Linked DNA regions of Homo sapiens: region 1 is linked to region 2. A link is a loop called in an ENCODE intact Hi-C map of the cell type or tissue named here. Cell type or tissue: OCI-LY7. All regions are shown on one strand.

Region 1 (2,500 bases), 430 kb before region 2:
CTGCAACCTCCGCCTCCTGGGTTCACGCCATTCTCCTGCCTCAGCCTCCCGAGTAGCTGGGACTACAGGCGCCCGCCACCAGGCCCGGCTAATTTTTTTTTTTTTTTTGTATTTTTAGTAGAGACGGGGTTTCACCGTGTTAGCCAGGATGGTCTCGATCTCCTGACCTCGTGATCCGCGCGTCTCGGCCTCCCAAAGTGCTGGGATTACAGGCATGATCCGCCGCGCCCGGCCGGTTAACAGGGATTTGAACCTGGGGTTGTCACTGTCATCACCACAGAGGAGGGGGAGCTGGTTAAGGACCCCTCCTGGAGAAGGGGGTCCTAACGTCGCGGTGCTGCAGGGCGTACATAGCTCATGCATTCAGTCCGTGAAAACTTGTTAAGGGCCTGCTGTGCTTCAGAGGCAAAGCCCACCCCTCCTACGGCTGACTCCCGCAGTGGCGCCTCCTAGAAGCACAAGCAGCCAGAAAAAGCCTGTGTCTGAGCAAGGAGGGTGGGATGTGTGCTGCGGGAGGAGGGTCCCTGCCCCGGCGCCGTCTCACGTTTTCTCTGACCAAGTCTTTCTCCTTAACCCGTAACTCTGGGGCGGGAGGGGGAGGTGTAGAAACGGGCACTAGGTAGGACGTTCTCTGGGATCTGGGGCCATCCTAGCTGAGCCTCGGGCCAGAATCGGAACCCAGGGCGCGGGGACCCGCTTCCTCCCCACCCCACCACGCCCCTTCTGTCATTTATTCCCCAAATAGGCGGCCTAAAGCCACCCGCGTGCGTCGCCCTCTTCCTCCGGGCTTCTTTTAATATGTCAGCATCAGAGCGCCTGCGGGGGCGTAACTTGGGAAACCTCTAACGTCGCGATGCGGCAGGGCTTACATAGCTCACGCATTCAGTCCGTGAAAACTTGTTAAGGGCCTGCTGTGCTTCAGAGGCAAAGCCCACCTCTCCTACCGCTGCGGTTTGCTGGGGACCCACGGGACAGGGAACCCGGGCGCCCCAGGGTCCGCCCCGCCACTCTTTGTGCCCCGCGGCCTCCCGCTCCCGCTGGGGCGCCGCCGCCGCCGCCGAGCTCGCGCGCCCCCTCGTGGGCGCTCCCGGCACTGCGCGGTGCCGCCCCAGCCGGAAGCACGTGGAGGCTCCCTCCAGATCCAGGGGAGCAGGCGGGGGCCTGGACAAGCCTTCCACTTGGCTCGGTCCCTGGGACCCCTTCCCACGCTCTAGAAGCCTAGCCCCTCCATCCTCCTTTTGGCCCGGACCCCCAGCTCTTCCCCTCTCACGCTCTCGCCGCTGTTTCTAGGTCCCCGGGAACTCCTCCGGAGCTCCCGGCGGTGCAGGCGGGAGGTGGAAACGGGGGTGGGGGGCACCCAGACCCCCATTCCAGGGAAACCTCTCACAGCCTGCTCCTGGCTTGAGGAGGTCCCAGGGGGAGCTTCTGTGGCTGCTGAAGACAGGGGCTTTTCCAAATATGACCCCAAAGTGAGGCTTCTGCTTTCAAGGTCTCATTCATATTCTCTCCCCTCTCCCCTCTCCTAGCAGGATCAGCGCTGGCGTGATTTCCCAGGAGAGGGGGAAGGGCCGTCACCTGGCCTTTAAAGACTCACCACATGGATAATCGTGATGAGGGCGAAGCACTAGGTAGGAGGGTTTTCACCACGGTGTTTCATCAAATGAGAATGATCTAGATAAACCAGGAGTGCAACCAACTCCAAAGAAAAAGATGATTTGAAGAACAAAAGTGTGTGTGTGTGTGTGTGTGTGTGTGTGTGTGTGGAGAGAGAGAGAGGGAGACGCTCTAATATCCTTAGAAAGATTCAGAAAATTTTATAGCCACAGAACAAGAACAGAATGCTTTTCAAAGGGGAACAAGTAAGAATTTAGAAAATTAGAAAGGTGACTGCCAAAATAACAGGCTCCGAAATCCACGTAGACAATCCATCCAGCTCTTCCACCTCTTGATCCCTGGTCTCTTCTCCAGTAATTTCTACCCCCGCGCGGTAGCCGCTCCACGGTCATGTCATAGACGTTGTCCTTATTAATTCCCACATCCCTCCAAAATTTACATTTCAACCATCCCGCTCGACCACCACCACCTCCTAAATTTTCATCAAGCTCCCGCTGGTGTTCTGACGCACGTGTTTCTAATCGCTCCCTTGCATACATCCTTCACTTTCGGTGTCCCGCCCCCTCACTGTATTTTCCTAACCAAACTCCAACTTTGATTAAATCCAGAGCTTCGCGTCTTCCACACCCTCCTGAGGCACTGAAGAGAGCTGACTGTCGGTACTTCTTTTTTTTTTTTTGAGACGGAATTTCGCTCTTGTCACCCAGGCTGGAGTGCAATGGCGCGATCTCAGCTCACTGCAACCTCCGCCTCCCGGGTTCAAGCGATTCTCCTGCCTCAGCCTTCCAAGTAGTTGGGATTACAGACGCCTACCACCACGCCTGGCTAAGTTTTGTACTTTTAGTAGAGACCAGGTTTCACCATGTTGGCCAGGCTGGTCTCGACC
Region 2 (2,500 bases):
CCAGATAACAAATATTTTAGGCTTTGCAGGCCACGCAGTTTCTATCACAACTACTCACCTCTGCCATTATAGCACAAGAACAGACACACACAATACACAAGCGAACACATATAGCTATGTTCCAATTTATTTACGATACTGACATTTAATTTCACATAATTTTCACATGCCACGATATATTTTTTATTAACGCAAAATCCATTTTTTTCAGTGTAAAATCCACAGATCATGCAAAAACAAGTGCCCAGCCAAATTCAGCCCATGGGCCATAGTTTGCCAACCCTGAGACAGACACTATGATCAACTTTGTTAAAAAAAAAAAAAATTACAAAACAAGGCCAAGTCATAGTGTTTCATGTACTATGGGTATTTATGCTTATCTTCTTTATGTTTTTTTCCTGTTTTAAAAGCAAAACGAATGCTAAAGAATTTTTAAAAGTCAAGTTTTAAAAACTCTTTTCCCATTTCTCTCTACCCTCTAAGCGGACGTGTACCCAAACAGTCTCAATTTATGTTTCAATTTCTACAGAAGATTGGTTATTCCTCATAATTCTCCATCAGATGATTTCTAGAGGCAATCTCCTCTACTTTGGCACTGTAATGAATAAAACTTCATTGTCATGATAAAAGCCTCGCTCTCTTTTAAAGAAAAAACAGATCCTAGGATCCTAGATTTTTGAAAATGGAAAAAATTCTTCTACAGGTAGGTCTCCCTTTTCTAATTACCAACAAAGTCATATTTAAGATAAATGCAAAGCTCAATAATCTAAATCCTTTGAATTTTGTTCTTATGCAGTGCTTTAGTTAACTCCCCAACCAGCCAAGGCCCAAAACTCTTCAAAATATTCTAGGTTTTTCTACAAACTCAGTTTTAATAGAGGACAGGCTGGTAGGAACACGACAGGGTACTAAGATCCTCACATGCCTCATCTACATCACTAATGTCACAGACTCTCAAAGTGAAGATGGCGAAAAATTGAAGGCCTGCCTCCCTTTTTGGGTGAAAAATCATCCTTTCATTCTGTAGCTATGTTAACACAGCTATGCTAACTACGGGAAGCATAAGCACAACTGAGTGAGTTCCAAGTAGGCAGAGCAAGCCATGTCCAAGTGTCCACACACGTACACGCCTCACAAAGAAGGGACATTGTGGTCTGCAACAAGACCTGGAGGATGCCAGGATATCCCAACAGGTGCAAGTCCCACTCATGCCTACCAAAAGGAATGATTTTGGCTCACCTCACAGCTGCCTGGACATCACCTACAAAAAGAGGGAAAGAGGCCACTAGACCACTCTGTGACCTATTACTTTGGGCATCATAAAAAAGAGAGTGAAGAAATTTAGCCAGTTCCTCAGAGGTTGCTTAAAAGACAGACTTTCTCAGGCTCACAGTGCCACCTAGTGGCTTTCCATCCTAAACTCATGGTTAGTTGACAGGGAGACAGAACCTCTCAGTCCAAGAATTTGGCACTTAACCACTTTTAGCCCATAAAAACAAAACTTCTAGCATCTCTTGGCAAAAGTAAAAATAGGCTGGAAAACATTACAGCATTTTGGGAAGACACAGAGAGCAGGTCTACTACTCAAGTTACAAAACCATGCAACTAAGAAAAAACATTTTTATAGCACTGCTGATACCACCAAGGATAATAGCTCTAGTTCCCTTCAAAGTAGTCTATCCCAAGACATATCAATGGAAAACTCTCGGGGCGGTGGGGCGGGGAACCAAGAGCTCCAAAACAGAAAGAAGAGAAACTTGAGGTCATATATTTATAGGTGCTCCTTGATTTGCACCAGGGTTAACTCCTGATAAACCCATCATAAGCTGAAAATGCTGTAAGTTGAAAATGCATTTATCTCTCTTCAGCCAGGAAGGAAGGGAGGAAGGGAGGAAGGCAGGAAGGGAGGAAGGGAGGAAGGGAAGAAGGAAGGAAGGAAGAAAGGAAGGAAGGGAGGGAGGGAGAAAGGAAGGAAGGAAAGAAGGGCACTTAATACAACCTACCAAACATCACAGCTTGGCCTAACCTACCTTAGGTTAGGTAGCCTACTTTTGCTTAGGTTAGTTTACCTAACCTACCAAACATCATAGCTTGGCCTAACCTACCTTAAACACATTTGGAACACTTACATAAGTCTACAATTGGGCAAAATAATCTAACACAAAGCCTGTTTTATAATAAAGTGTTGAATATCTCATTTAATTAATTTACTGAATACTAGACCAAAAGTGATAAACAGAATGGCTGTATGGATACTCCAAATGTGGTTCCTACTGAGTATCTATTGCTTTCACACCACTGTAAAGTCAAAATATCTTAAGTCGACCCAGCATAAGTCAGGGACCATCTATACTTGGACATAGGAAATCTTAAGATAATGCTATTTGCTAGGCAGATAAAAAAGAAGTCCTAAACTATGAGAGATATTTCAAGCTAGTTTGAAGTTAGCTAATTTACAAAGAAATTTAAATAGTCTAATGGTTTCTAAACCCCCTACAAT

What was found. Hi-C counts contacts between places; a loop is a spot of excess contacts. Peaks named below come from ENCODE experiments on the same cell type or tissue, not always from the same donor. Only the 100,000 strongest peaks of a DNase experiment are listed, where the experiment ranks them.
Region 1: a loop joins it to region 2, with 2.5 times the contacts of the local background. A loop is called at or near these places in 41 of 110 quality-filtered maps.

The regions. Positions count from the first base shown.
Region 1 is chr7:128,134,421-128,136,920 of GRCh38, reverse strand. No RefSeq gene overlaps it. Among named protein-coding and RNA genes, the nearest start is that of MIR593, 54 kb to the right of the region's middle. RefSeq lists an enhancer at 481-1,055 and a silencer at 991-1,180. In OCI-LY7, CTCF peaks have their summits at 869 and 1,078 (motif pointing left); DNase peaks (open chromatin) are centred at 830 and 1,070; H3K4me3 peaks cover 1,207 bases.
Region 2 is chr7:127,707,815-127,710,314 of GRCh38, reverse strand. All of the region lies in intron 9 of SND1 (staphylococcal nuclease and tudor domain containing 1), which reads right to left. Among named protein-coding and RNA genes, the nearest start is that of SND1, 57 kb to the right of the region's middle. In OCI-LY7, CTCF peaks have their summits at 1,207 and 1,408 (motif pointing left); a DNase peak (open chromatin) is centred at 1,394.